Regions from separate parts of the Homo sapiens genome. Here all the other regions are linked to region 1. Evidence: chromatin contacts called from ENCODE Hi-C or POLR2A ChIA-PET data. All regions are on one chromosome and are shown on one strand. Each heading gives the region's core, a stretch centred on a gene start or an enhancer-like site at or near the end of the contact. The rest is flanking DNA. Distances are from core to core; before and after follow the strand shown.

Region 1 (4,052 bases), core at 492-2,991:
CCTTATCCTTATGAGCCGGGCTTATCACAAGGGCGTCTTATTCCTCCACTAAACAGGTGTCTGTGGAGGGCACACCTGCTTAGCAGGACACGGGGCCCATTCCTAACCTTGGGGGCTCCCAGTCTGGTGGTGGAGACATAGTAAGCAAGGGGTGACAGTGCCGTGGATAAGCTGTCCCGTGTGAAACCAGGTGAGAACGGCAGGATACAGTTGTCAGGTGGCTCGTCAGAGCTTGCACTATCAGAGAGGGCTTCCTGGAGGAAGACCTAGTTAGCTGTTCCCTGTTGGATGAAAGGAGTTGGCCAGGTAAGGAGTGGGTAGAGGGATTACATAAGAACCTGGAGGAGAGAGAAAACCTAATATGTCCAGAGCGTGGGAACAGGGGAGACAAGACGGTGAGTCTGATGGGGTGGCGTGGGTGAATGCAGGCCGCCGACTCCTGCAGTGGAGCAGAGAGGGTGACGCGGCCAGCTGTTCCGCAGATGCGCCAAGGCCTGACAGACACCCCTTCCAGATCTCCCATAGCTTCCCATGCCCAGGGAATCACGTGGAGCATTGGCCTGTGTGACCTTGGGCAAGTCCCCTCCCATCTCTGGGCCTCAGTTGCTCTATTTGTAAAAACAGCAGAAGGGGAAACTCGGATCCCTCAGGTTCCTCCCGATAGAAGCACTTTGAGAACAGCCCAGCTCCCTGTGGAATGCTTTTCCCTCCCGCCTGTGTTTTGCCAGGGCCTCGGAAAACAGGCCTTTCCTCTTCCCTCTTTCCTCTGAACCCTGGGTCAACTCCAGCCCGCGTCATATTTTTGTCATGATCAAGCCCCCACCTTTACTGTTTCTGCTTTGTGGAAAGCAGCCTTGACCTGGGGCCAAAGGAGAGGTGGCCAGCCCCGACCCTGGGAGGGGGCCAGGGTGAGAAAGGAGGGGGCGGAGAGCGGCTCCCCAAAGAAAAGCACAGAAAAGGTCGGCAGAGGCTCCCTGGCCCTTGTCGCATTGCTGTCATCCAGCAAACGTGGGCCGAATTGAACTACCTCCAGGGAGTGGTTTAGACTGAACCGAAGGGAACTGATGTCGCTGCCGGCCAGTCCCAGCTGGAGGTGATTTGCATGGAGGACATCGCCATCTGGTGGTCACTTCTGTCCTGAGCCCTGAGCCCCCACTTCTGGGATGTGATGCCCAACCGCCATCTCTCCTGGCATGGGGGTCCCTCAGCTCTCCCTTCCTCCCCACAGGTAATGGACAGCTCAATGCCGCTGATTGGAGAGCATGTGGAAGAGGACAGACAGCTGATGGCCGACCTTGTTGTCTCCAAAATGAGCCAGCTCCCGATGCCAGGAGGCACAGCGCCCTCCCCCCTCAGACCTTGGGTAAGACCCTCACGATCAAAGGAGACTTTATAGCCATGAGAAATGCCAGGCTGTCTGGAAATGGGGAGCCCCTGGATCCAAAGGGGATACCCCCAGGAAGAAACCACCTTGGGGAGAAGGAATGGGGGTGTGGACGAAGGCCAGACATTGGGGAGAGCTTTCACAGCCTGCCCCAGTAAGTGAATTGAGGAGGCTTTCAGAGGCCCCTTCCCTTCTTCACCATCCTGGGGAGAACAATCTTGTCTCAAATGGCCTTTGGGCACTGTGGGCAGAGATGATCGACTGCTGTCCCTTCTGTGCCCTCGGTGCTGGGCCTGAGCAGGATGTGTGTGCGTGCGTGTGCGAGAGCATATGGACACACAAGCCCTCTGTGTGCTCCCAGGGAACCAGTCAATGGACGCTATTGTGTCTCCCATTTTCCCCAACCTCGATGAGCTCCCACGTCGCTCCTCCCCTCCACAGTTCCCACCATGGATTACCAGACTGCTCTCCAAAGAATTTGCCAGCTCCCCAGCTTTATGTAAAAGCAAGTCCCCAAACTTCCACCTCCCACCCCAGATTTCCCCACAGAAAGTAATCTATGATAACAAACATCAGAATCGTAGTTATTATACTGACGGGGCTGCTGGCTGGGAAGGGGCACGGGGCAGGCTTTATCGCAGAGAATGCCCTCTGTTTTGATCTGGGCAGTGGTTACACCGACGTATACACATATAGAACTTCACTACACTGTATACTCCAGAACTGTACACTTTATGTGTAAGAGTCTCTTCTCAATGATAAAAAGATCTTCATAAATGCTGCCCTCTCACCCAGGAAGTAAAGGGCTGTGGTGATACCAACAGGCTTCTTTTCTCTTCTGCTCTAGGCTCCACAGATTAAATCAGCGAAATCCCCAGGGCAAGCCCAGCTGGGGCCTCAGCTAGGCCAGCCCCAGCCACGCCCACCTCCGCAAGGTATGACCCAGGACGAGCCACTGCAAGAAAGCATGCAGTGAGGGTGCTGAAATGCACCGAGGGATCCACATGTGATTCCCACAAGGGGCTCTGGGAAAATGCACCTGAATACTTTATCCACAGAATGAATGAGACTATGGGGTTGGTCAAACTCTTTAAAAAGTCAAGAAAGGAGAAGGGAAATAGAAGGTTAATTTATTAAGAACCTAATATGCACCAAGCACTGTGCCAGGGAATGTCCCACCTATTTTCTCACTTTTATTTTCCCAGCCGTCCTGCAGTGAAAATGTCATTATTTCCTTTTTTTTTTTTTTCTTTTGAGACAGAGTCTTGCTCTGTCGCCAGGCTGGAGTGCAGTGGTGCGATCTCGGCTCACTGCATCCTCCACCTCCCAGGTTCAAGTGATTCTCCTGCCTCAGCCTCCTGAGTAGCTGGGATTACAGGTGCACACCGCCACGCCCAGCTAATTTTTGTAGTATTAGTAGAGATGGGGTTTCACCATGTTGGCCAGGCTGGTCTCAAATTCCTGACCTCAGGTGATCCGCCCACCTCAGCCTCCCAAAGTGCTGGGATTACAGGCGTGAGCCTTTCTACTGCGAGGTAAAAGTTGAGGCTTTGCCCAAGGAGGCAGAAAATGGTAGATTTACAAGTCTGGCCTTTCAGACCTTTCAAACCTAGGAAGTGTTTATTCATTTCAATGAGTGGTGCCTGATGATAGATTTGTGAGTCGACCAGCTAGAGTAAGAAAGATAGAAAAAGGGAAGATCATCTATAAAACCTTGGCCATTGAAATTCCTCCTCAAATATATTCCAGCATTACTACATTCCACCACTTATTAGAGAATGGACAAACTATTGTAAAAAGATGAAAAGCAATCAGGGCAATGGCTAACTAACTTTCTCAAAGAATATCAGCTGCTCTGATATTCTTGCATGCAGTCTTGAGAGAAATCCGCCCCGTATCCTCTCTTGCAATCAAAACCTCCTGGGCACACTCGCTCTGGCACCAGCATGGAGCTTCAGAGCACCTGTGCACCAAGAAACCAAAGCAGGCAGTCTCGCTGCAATCTTTTAAGGATCTTCTTAAAAACCTATCAGAGGCCGGGCGCGGTAGCTCAGGCCTGTAATCCCAGCACTTTGGGAGGCCGAGGCGGGCGGATCACGAGGTCAGGAGTTCGAGACCAGCCTAGCCAATATGGTGAAACCCCATCAGTACTAAAAATACAAAAAAACTAGCCAGATGTGGTGGTGGTGTGCACCTGTAATCCCAGCTACTCGGGAGGCTGAGGCAGGAGAATCGCTTGAACCCAGGAGGCGGAGGTTGCAGTGAGCCGAGATTGCGCCACTGCACTCCACCCTGGGCGATAGAGGGAGATTCCATCTCAAAAAAACAAAATAAAATAAATAAATTATATATATATATCAGAAAGAAGGCATTACTATCATGTTGTGGCCTTCCCAGTCACTATTATTAAAAGCAACAGATTCATTACTTTGTGAAAAAAAGTCAACCTTGGCCACCAAATGGCTTCCTCTTCCACAGGTCTTAGATAAAATGTCCCATTCATTTTTCTTGTTTGTGTTTCTCCTTCTGGAAAAGCAGGAGATATTTTTAAGAAAAGGGAAATTGTATAATTGTACACAACTGTGTACAGACATACCTCAGAGATATTGCTGGTTCGGTTCAAGACCACCCCAGTATATAGTAAATATCAGAATAAAGGGAGTCACAC
Region 2 (4,052 bases), core at 830-3,329, 240 kb before region 1:
AGGAGCCTAGGACAAAATCAGGTGATGATGTGAAACAGCAGTGCATAAGAATAGGATTGGCTGTGCGATGCAATAGGTATGGCCTTCTGGGTGCGGAGATTCAAATCTTGGCTTTCATTCACTGTGGGTCATTGAGAAAATGATTCCACTTCTCTGAGCATCAGGTCCCTCATCTATAAAAGATGGCAACAGCAGTGACCTTGCAGAACTGCTGTATCACGCTGATTGAACAGGTTGTTGTGGAGGGCCTACTATGTGCCAGGCATTGTTTCCAGTGCTGGGAATTTCTTGGTAAAGAAAATTGTACATGTTTCTTCCTCCTGGAGCTTCTATTCTAGGTGATCATGAGAAGTAGAAGAAGAAAGCCTGCAGATACACAGCTGGGGTCATGGAAAGCACAAAAGGTGCTCAGCACATACCCACTTCCACCTGATCCCTTCCCTAAGTGCCTTTTCCAAAGGCTCTATATCTCACCCACGCCCCAGTCTTTCTCCCCATGTCGGGCAGAATTGTATGGCTCCAAATACCTCCTCCAGTTCTCCAAACCACAGAGGTGCAAGCTACCTGGTTTTTCAGCAGAAACAAAAACCAAACAAATGAACAACAACAACAAAAACCTTGAAAACCAGCCTCTCTCATCTGGACAAAGAGCTGGAAGAGGAAGCCTAGTGCTTGGAGGGCCCCTGGGTTTACAGGACTGGAATCTCAGACCCAGCTTATAAGGGATTACTCTCTATAAGTTCTCCATCTCAGATTGGCTCCTGGCCCTTCTCTAAGGTTCTTCCACACAGCCTGAGTTTGACACATAAGCTCCAACCATTCAAAAACACAAGATCCTGCATTCAGTGGTGTGTGATCTTTTTTTGAACACCCAATCTTTGTCTCTGTGCAAAGGGGTGCACAGTCCCCCAGCCTTCCTCCTCCCCTTCTCTATCTCTAGCCTTTCCCAGGCCTCCCGCTCCTGCCAGCCATGCCCAAACTCTTAACGCTCACGTGTCCAGCTCTCCCAGGAGTAGTTTCCGTTTGTGGCGAACCCTCCTTGCTATGCGACCCTCCTCCACTGTCACCCTCTCGCCTGTCATTTTCTCATTATCGTCACCACCCCAGCCCCAAAGTTGTCCTCCACTTTCCTGTTTTTCAATTAAACCTTGTCCTATCAGGAATCCTCAGCCACCTTGTTCTGTGGTTACCAGAGAGGAAAATGACAGCATACAGGGGGAAATTCCCACTGATCGGCCTCAAGGACTTGGCCAGAGATATCCCGGGAGGAGTGAGAAGCTGCAGAGACCCCAGGGCAGATGAAGTGGGCGAGCGAGGTTTGTGGCGGGTGTGGGATGGGGTGTATTTTCTTTCCTCGCCTTGTACTTTCTTTTCACAGCTGCTGCTCCTTGAAGACCCCGACATTCCAGTTCCCAGAGCTAATTTTAACTTCTTGGGACTGGCTTGTTCTGAGTGACCCTCACCACTGCCTCTCTGGCCCTCTGGTGCACACAGTCCACACTCACACACTCTCTCGCTCTCAAACCAGGGAAAAATAGTTGTCATCCAGGCCAGCAAACGGCGAGGTCTCAAAGACCCTCAGGAAGCCGGAAACTGGACAGTGGGGTGGGGTGGGGGCGCAGGATGGGGCCCTGGAAGGACAAGAGGGTGGGGGTGGGGAACAACTTCCTGCCTCCCAAATAAGGAGATGATGTCAATCGGCTCAGTCATGATTTCACAACCTACTTAAGAGCTTTGAGGAGAGAGACTATGAGGGAGGAAGAATGTCCATGAATCAGAATGAGGACAGATGGCAGAGGCTTGCCATTGCTCCCCACCACTGCAATGTTCACACATGTGAACTTCAACCTGCTGAAGGGGCTGAGTTCAGATTCACGCCTTGGGGTCTCCAGTCAGGAGATAGAATTTGCAGTAAGTTTTAAATGCCCCTAATTCCATAGTGGGGAGGCACCAAGAGTCAGAGACATCACGTGACTTCCCCCAGTTTGGGATATTAGCGGGAGATTATGTAAATCCACAGCCAGAGCCAACACTGGAACCCCAGCCAAGACCAGAACCTGCCTTCCAGCCCAGTGTTCTTCCAGGCCACGAGGCTGCCTTCTGCTGCGTTTCTGATCCATTTCTCGTGATCCGAAAGCAGCCCACTGGTTCCTCCAGCACCCGCAGCAGTGAGGCTGTTGGGTCATTCTCTTCCAAACTTGCTTTCTCAACGCAGTCTTTGCCGGCTTCTCTACAAAGGGTGAAGTTGGGGGTTGGGGGTGACATCCATGGGGAAATGAGTGGGCCCCAGCCTGGGAGTGGTGAGCAGTTACAGAAAACGGGGACATTTTGTTTCTGTGCTTGATCCTCTGTCTGCCAGTTCCTTAAGAAAGCTGATTAAAAATGGGGTCTTCGCCAGGCACAGTGGCTCACACCTGTAATCTCAGCACTTTGGGAGGCCGAGGCGGGTGGATCACCTGAGGTCTGGAGTTCGAGACCAGCCTGGCCAACCTGGAGAAACCCCGTCTCTACTAAAAAGTATATACAAAAATTAGCTGGGTGTGGTGGTGGATGCCTGTAATCCCAGCTAGTCGGGAGGCTGAGGCAGGAGAATCACTTGAATCCGGGAGGCAGAGGTTGCAGTGAGCCGAGATTGCGCCATTGCACTCCAGCCTGAGCGACAGAGTGAGACTCAGTCTCAAAAAAAAAAAGGGGGGGGGGGCTTCTACACCAAATTTTGGAGGCATCAGTCATCAGCAGCAATTGTCCGCTTCCCTCAAATCCTCCCCCTACTATCTCAGCCTGCTTTTCCATACCCTGATCTCCTTCCCCTTTCCTTTCAGCTTCATCTACTTTCTTCCCTGAGCTTGGGATCCTGGCCTTTCCTCACCTGGGGAAGTGAAAAAACAAAACAAAAACAAACAGAAAAAAAGTTTCCTACTAAGGCAGAATCCTCCATTGGCTTCACCTGTCAGACTCCCAGTCACTCCAGACACTCTCCATCTCGATATACTGGATTGCCCGGGCAGTACTGCATGGCTACCAGCATGCAGACTGTCTGGATTTGAGTCCTGGCTCTGCCTCGGTTTTCACATCTGTAAAATGGAAATAAACAGTGTAGGGTTGCCTTGAAGACTAAATGAGCTCATATGATATGTACCAATGTAAAACTTCATCAAGAAGTACTCTTAAGATTAGAGCACTTGGCCAGGCGTGGTGGCTCACGCCTGTAATCCCAGCACTTTGGGAGGCCAAGGCAGGCGGATCATGAGGTCAGGAGATCAAGACCATCCTGGCTAACATGGTAAAACCCCATCTCTACTAAATAATGCAAAAAAAAAATTAGCCAGGCGTGGTGGCAGGCGCTTGTAATCCCAGCTACTCGAGAAGCTGAGGCAGGAGAATGGCGTGAACCCGGGAGGCGGAGCTTGCAGTGAGCTGAGATAGTGCCACTGCACTCCAGCCTGGGCGACAGAGTGAGACTCCATCTCAAAAAAAAAACAACAACAACAAAAAATAGATCACTTTACTAATTTACTGTGTATATGTTATGTTACACTTTAAAAAAAAGATGAAATGAGTTCATACATTCAAAGCATTCAAAACAGTGTCTGGCACATAGTAAGCACTCAATAAGATACTAATTGTTGTTATTGTAGCTATTGTTATTTAGCCTTGGTCCCCTTGAGGACTATGTGATTAATATTCCTTGCTCCTAAGTGTCTAGAGTAATGAAAGTATCTCCTATTTGACTCATGCTTTCTGGCTTACCAAGCTCTTCCCTGTGCATTCTCTCAACAGCCCTTTGAGATGATTACTATTTTCCTTACCTTACAAATGGGGAAGCTGAGGCTCAGAAAGAAGGAGTTGACTTGCCCCAGATCATCCTATCAATAAGTGGGAACCAGGGCGTGCCCCCAAGTCCATGTGACTTTCATGCAAGGGCGCCCGCCCCACCTCGCTCTGTCCATCAGCAGACCTGTTCTTCTATATCACCTGACTTCCTGGTTGCAGACACTGGGTTTCGCGACCCTGGCCATCTTTATGCCCTTTAGGAAGTGACCTCCCCAAGG
Region 3 (4,052 bases), core at 820-3,319, 170 kb before region 1:
TAAAGACAATGGCACTTTGATTTTAATTAAGTACTTCATTTGAAAGCCATGACTAATAAATGTCAAATGCTAAAGGTTAACATATGTTAAGTGGATATCAGAAGATCTTTTGTAACACGAAAAGAATTCAGGTCTGAGGGCTCTTAGTTTCAGAATCACTGATAAATAGTGCAGACAAGATAGGTGAAAAATAACTACCTTAATTTAGATGCTTCTATTTATTTATTTATTTGAGACGGAGTCTCACTCTGTGGCCCAGGCTGGAGTGCGATCTCGGCTCACTGCAAGCTCCGCCTCCCGGGTTCACACCATTCTCCTGCCTCAGCCTCCCGAGTAGCTGGGACTACAGGCACCCGCCACCACGCCCGGCTAATTTTTTTGTATTTTTAGTAAAAACAGGTTTTTACCATGTTAGGCAGGATGGTCTCGATCTCCTGACCTCGTGATCCACCCGCCTCAGCCTCCCAAAGTGCTGGGATTACAGGCATGAGCCATAGCGCCTGGCCGATGCTTCTATTACTTTATTTTTATCTTGGGAATCAATGAGCTCAACAATGGATTAGACATTCCTGTCACTAAGTCTCTACGCTTCAGAAGATAATACGTAAATAATTAGATTTGTTGTTTACTGTCTACATTGTCCATATCTATTATGTGTTACCAAAATATTGAAAATAAATACATGAATTTATTCCTGAAAGAAAATCAAGAAAATACTTAAATCACACACACAAAAATAAGTTCCTCAGTATGGTTTTCTTTGTGTTTTTTCTTCTTATTTCAGGTTCATTGAGCTTCTTGGGTTTAAAATTTCCATTGTTTGGAAACATTTTTTTCATTAATATTTTCATAATTTTTTCTGTACTCCCCTCTCTTCTTCTGGGATTCCAATAACACATAATGTCAGACTGTTTGCTATTGTTCCACAGCTCACTGCGGCACTGTTTGTTTTGTTTTGTTTTTCTGTGCTTTATATTGGGTAGATTCTATTGCTACAGCTTCAACTTCAGTTGTCTTCTATAGTATATAATTTGCATTTAATTTCACTTAAATGTATTTTTCATTTCAGATATTATATGTTTTATCTCTATAAATTCTATGAGCATCCTTTTACATCTTTAACCTCTTTCTTCATCAGCTTCATGTTTTTCTTTATATCCTTGGACATATTTGTAAGACTTAATAGCAGCTTTTTAATGGTCCTTGTCTACAAATTCAACCTTCTTATAATTTCTTGATCTGATTCTGTTGATTCATTTTTCTCCTGGTTATGGGTTATATTTTTCTGCTTTCTTACATACCTGGTAATTTTTTACTGGATGCTGGGTATTGTGATTTTTATGTTCTTAGGTGGTGGATTTTGTTGTGTGTATTTCAAGAATACTAGATTTTGTTCTGATGAGCAGTTAAGTAATTGCATCAGTGGGAGGGCAGTTTCTGTAACAGCTAATTATTCATGGATGGAATCACAAGTCCTCATTGAAGCTTTTTAAGCAAGAGTGTGACTCAATCAACTGTGTGTGTTTCTTTAAAAATCAGTCTTATTATTACTCTGCAGAGAACAGATTAGAAACAACAGTGGATTCTAGAAGGCTAATTCTGAGTCTGTTGAGAAAAGTGATCATGTTGACTTGCTTTCAGGGAAGCAGCAGTTAAGATGGGGCATATTTAAAATATGTTTAGAATTTATAGGACTTAGGGATTGATTGAATGAATATGAGGAGTTAACGAGGGAGAAGTAGTTATCGAGGATGATTCCCATTTCTGGAATGAGCAACTGAGTAAATGATGGTGTCACTTATTCTAACAGAACAGTGGAAATTTGGGGTGAAAAACCATGAGATCTGTTTTGAAGATGCGTTACCTATGAGACATCCAAGTGGTTGATGTTAGGCAGGCTGCTGGTCTGAAGTTCAATACAGAAATCTGGGCTGAGGCTGCTTCCTATTACATGGTGTTTAAAGCTATTTTTCATTTACAGCCTAGAAGCACTGGCCATATGAGTGCTTGTCTAATCCCCTAGAATTGTGAGGTCTTAGAGGGCTGGCTTGATGTGTTTTCCTCTTGTGTTGGCTGATGCATTGGTTGGCACGTGACCGGTGCTTAGTGAGTGTTTATGAAAGGGACAATAGCTGTTGGGGACTCCTTTTTTCATGTTTCTGAGTTTCCCCTTGCCTCCTGGTTGTCTAAAATGTTGCCTTAAATTTCATTGTTCTTGTTTGTTTTTCTAGTCCAGGCAGACTTTTCAAATTAGCATGTTAGTCATTTGTGGAGGGTCATGACCCTCCCTTGTTTACAATAGGGCCGTATTATGTCAGCTCAGAGATCCTATCCTGGAGCTGGAGTTGGGACCAGATAATGCAGGAGCCACATCCCTTCCAGGGAGGCTGCTGTCCAAGGCTTGGGCTACTTGGGCAAAATCTCTCAGATTCCCAAGGGATACTTTAAGCCTGTGGAATTTCACAGACTTCACATGAGCTTAAGACTCTTATAGTCTCCATAGTCAATCCCTGAGTTAACCTGAAAGTTGCCCAAAGGAGGGAGGAGTCAAGCCTATTTTAAAAAGAGGAAGCATCTGAAAGCCTTGGAATTCAGAGACCGTATACAAAATTTCAGGCAGAAATTTTCGATTGTTGGAACAAGCTTTGTTCTAGGAGCAGAGAACCTGAGTTCCGGGCCTGAGATTCATTGTATAATATTGAGAGAACAACTTCCCTTCTCTGGTCCCATTATCCCCCATCTAAAACTAAGAAGATTGGATTCGATGACCTCAAAGTGCTCTTCTATTTATTACATTCAGAGGAATTCTATGTCCTGGGCGGTATGAGTCATAGACCTTGCCTCAAGGTGCTTAAAATTCTAGAACTGAGATGAGAGGTAGACTCTGATATTCCCATTAAGACAGACACCCTGTTTCCTACAAATGCACTTGTATACAAATCTCTCTAGAGGAGAGGCCCTGTAGATGAAAAACAGAATCTTACTTTGGACTTCACAAGTAAAACAGCTTTTAGAATTTTACAGCTTTATCCAGAAATGAATCTTGTATCTTTTTTGTCTATCCTCATCTTTTGAAGGTAAACAAATTGGGCCCCGAGAGCAATGTGACTTGGTCAAGGTCACACAGTGAGTCCATGGTAGAGCCTAACTCAGCACCTACCCCCATCCCTGCACACACACCACCCTAAATCTCATCAAAACTGTTTCTCCACCACTCTCTCCCTTTTGGCACCACCTCCTGTCTCTGCAAGCTCTGCTGTCTCTGCAGTGGAACATTCCTGCACAGAGGGGATTAAAAGAGCAGGGGTGGAATGCTAAGCCTCCCTGCCCATTGGCAAGAGCATTTCTCCTGAACTGAGCCCAGCAGGGTTCAGGGGAGCCCAACGGCCCATGTGGAGGTCTGGGTTGTCAGAACCAACTTCAGCCTACATGCCAGGGGCTGTCCACACCCTGCCCTCCATCACGTAAAGCCCCCCAAAACAAGTACTCCATGGTGGGGGCACTGTGGAGTTTGGGTGTTGTCCTGGAGTCTTTCTGGGCCAACTCTGTCAATGTGCTCCGCCAAGCTCAATGGAGCCACTGGAGACCCTGGGCCAAGCTCTGTGGGAAGCCCGGCCAAGTTTCAGAGCGTCTAGCGCCAAGGCTGAATGTCTGGTTCAGTGGAGAGTAAGTCCAGATGTTTGTCTCCGGTCAATCTCTTATTGGCTTTCTAACTTTGGACACGGATGACCTACTGGGGCCTCACAACCTTGGGTAGATAAAATGAAGATGATGTGTCACCCCCCCATCCTGGAACACATTATCTACCCTCCTCCATCTCATGCCACTGAGTACTTGCAGAAATTAATGTCCCATATCTTCTTCAAGTACAGAGAAGATAAATAGTATTTACTTCCTACAGTTAGCTCTCAGTTAATCACCAAAGAGTGATATTAAGGGTATATAGATGCTCTAAAATTCTTTCAATAACAATGTGTATTTCCAATTGCATTTACTAACTACCTAAAATGATTCTGGAGCTTTGCTAGGTACTAAGGATAACAGAACTAATA

Evidence for each region. A loop is a pair of places that touch in the nucleus more often than their neighbours do. ChIA-PET counts read pairs that join two places held with the same protein, here RNA polymerase II (POLR2A). Pooled maps may share reads with other maps.
Region 2: a loop to region 1 is called in a map of heart right ventricle, with 3 times the contacts of the local background. The contact joins two enhancer-like sites. A Hi-C loop is called at or near these places in 4 of 168 maps with a recorded cell type or tissue (PC-9, heart left ventricle and heart right ventricle) and 3 of 50 pooled maps. POLR2A ChIA-PET finds 5 or more read pairs at or near these places in 1 of 52 experiments (HepG2).
Region 3: a map of heart right ventricle shows a loop between it and region 1 (4-fold over the local background). The contact joins two enhancer-like sites. A Hi-C loop is called at or near these places in 1 of 168 maps with a recorded cell type or tissue (heart right ventricle) and 3 of 50 pooled maps. POLR2A ChIA-PET finds 5 or more read pairs at or near these places in 3 of 52 experiments (BJ, HepG2 and IMR-90).

What each region holds. Positions count from the first base shown.
Region 1 is chr22:32,526,185-32,530,236 of GRCh38, reverse strand. SYN3 (synapsin III) reads left to right here. Exons shown (of 14, transcript NM_003490.4): 11 at 1,229-1,363; 12 at 2,232-2,319. Among named protein-coding and RNA genes, the nearest start is that of SYN3-AS1, 47 kb to the left of the region's middle. RefSeq lists enhancers at 350-849, 850-1,351. Within about 2 kb of position 1,741, at least 4 of the 41 ENCODE cell types and tissues checked have a DNase peak (open chromatin) inside an H3K27ac peak, as active enhancers do.
Region 2 is chr22:32,762,583-32,766,634 of GRCh38, reverse strand. All of the region lies in intron 6 of SYN3 (synapsin III), which reads left to right. Among named protein-coding and RNA genes, the nearest start is that of TIMP3, 37 kb to the left of the region's middle. RefSeq lists an enhancer at 2,227-2,737. Within about 2 kb of position 2,079, at least 11 of the 41 ENCODE cell types and tissues checked have a DNase peak (open chromatin) inside an H3K27ac peak, as active enhancers do.
Region 3 is chr22:32,698,650-32,702,701 of GRCh38, reverse strand. The region is part of intron 6 of SYN3 (synapsin III); the gene reads left to right. Among named protein-coding and RNA genes, the nearest start is that of TIMP3, 100 kb to the left of the region's middle. Within about 2 kb of position 2,069, at least 9 of the 41 ENCODE cell types and tissues checked have a DNase peak (open chromatin) inside an H3K27ac peak, as active enhancers do.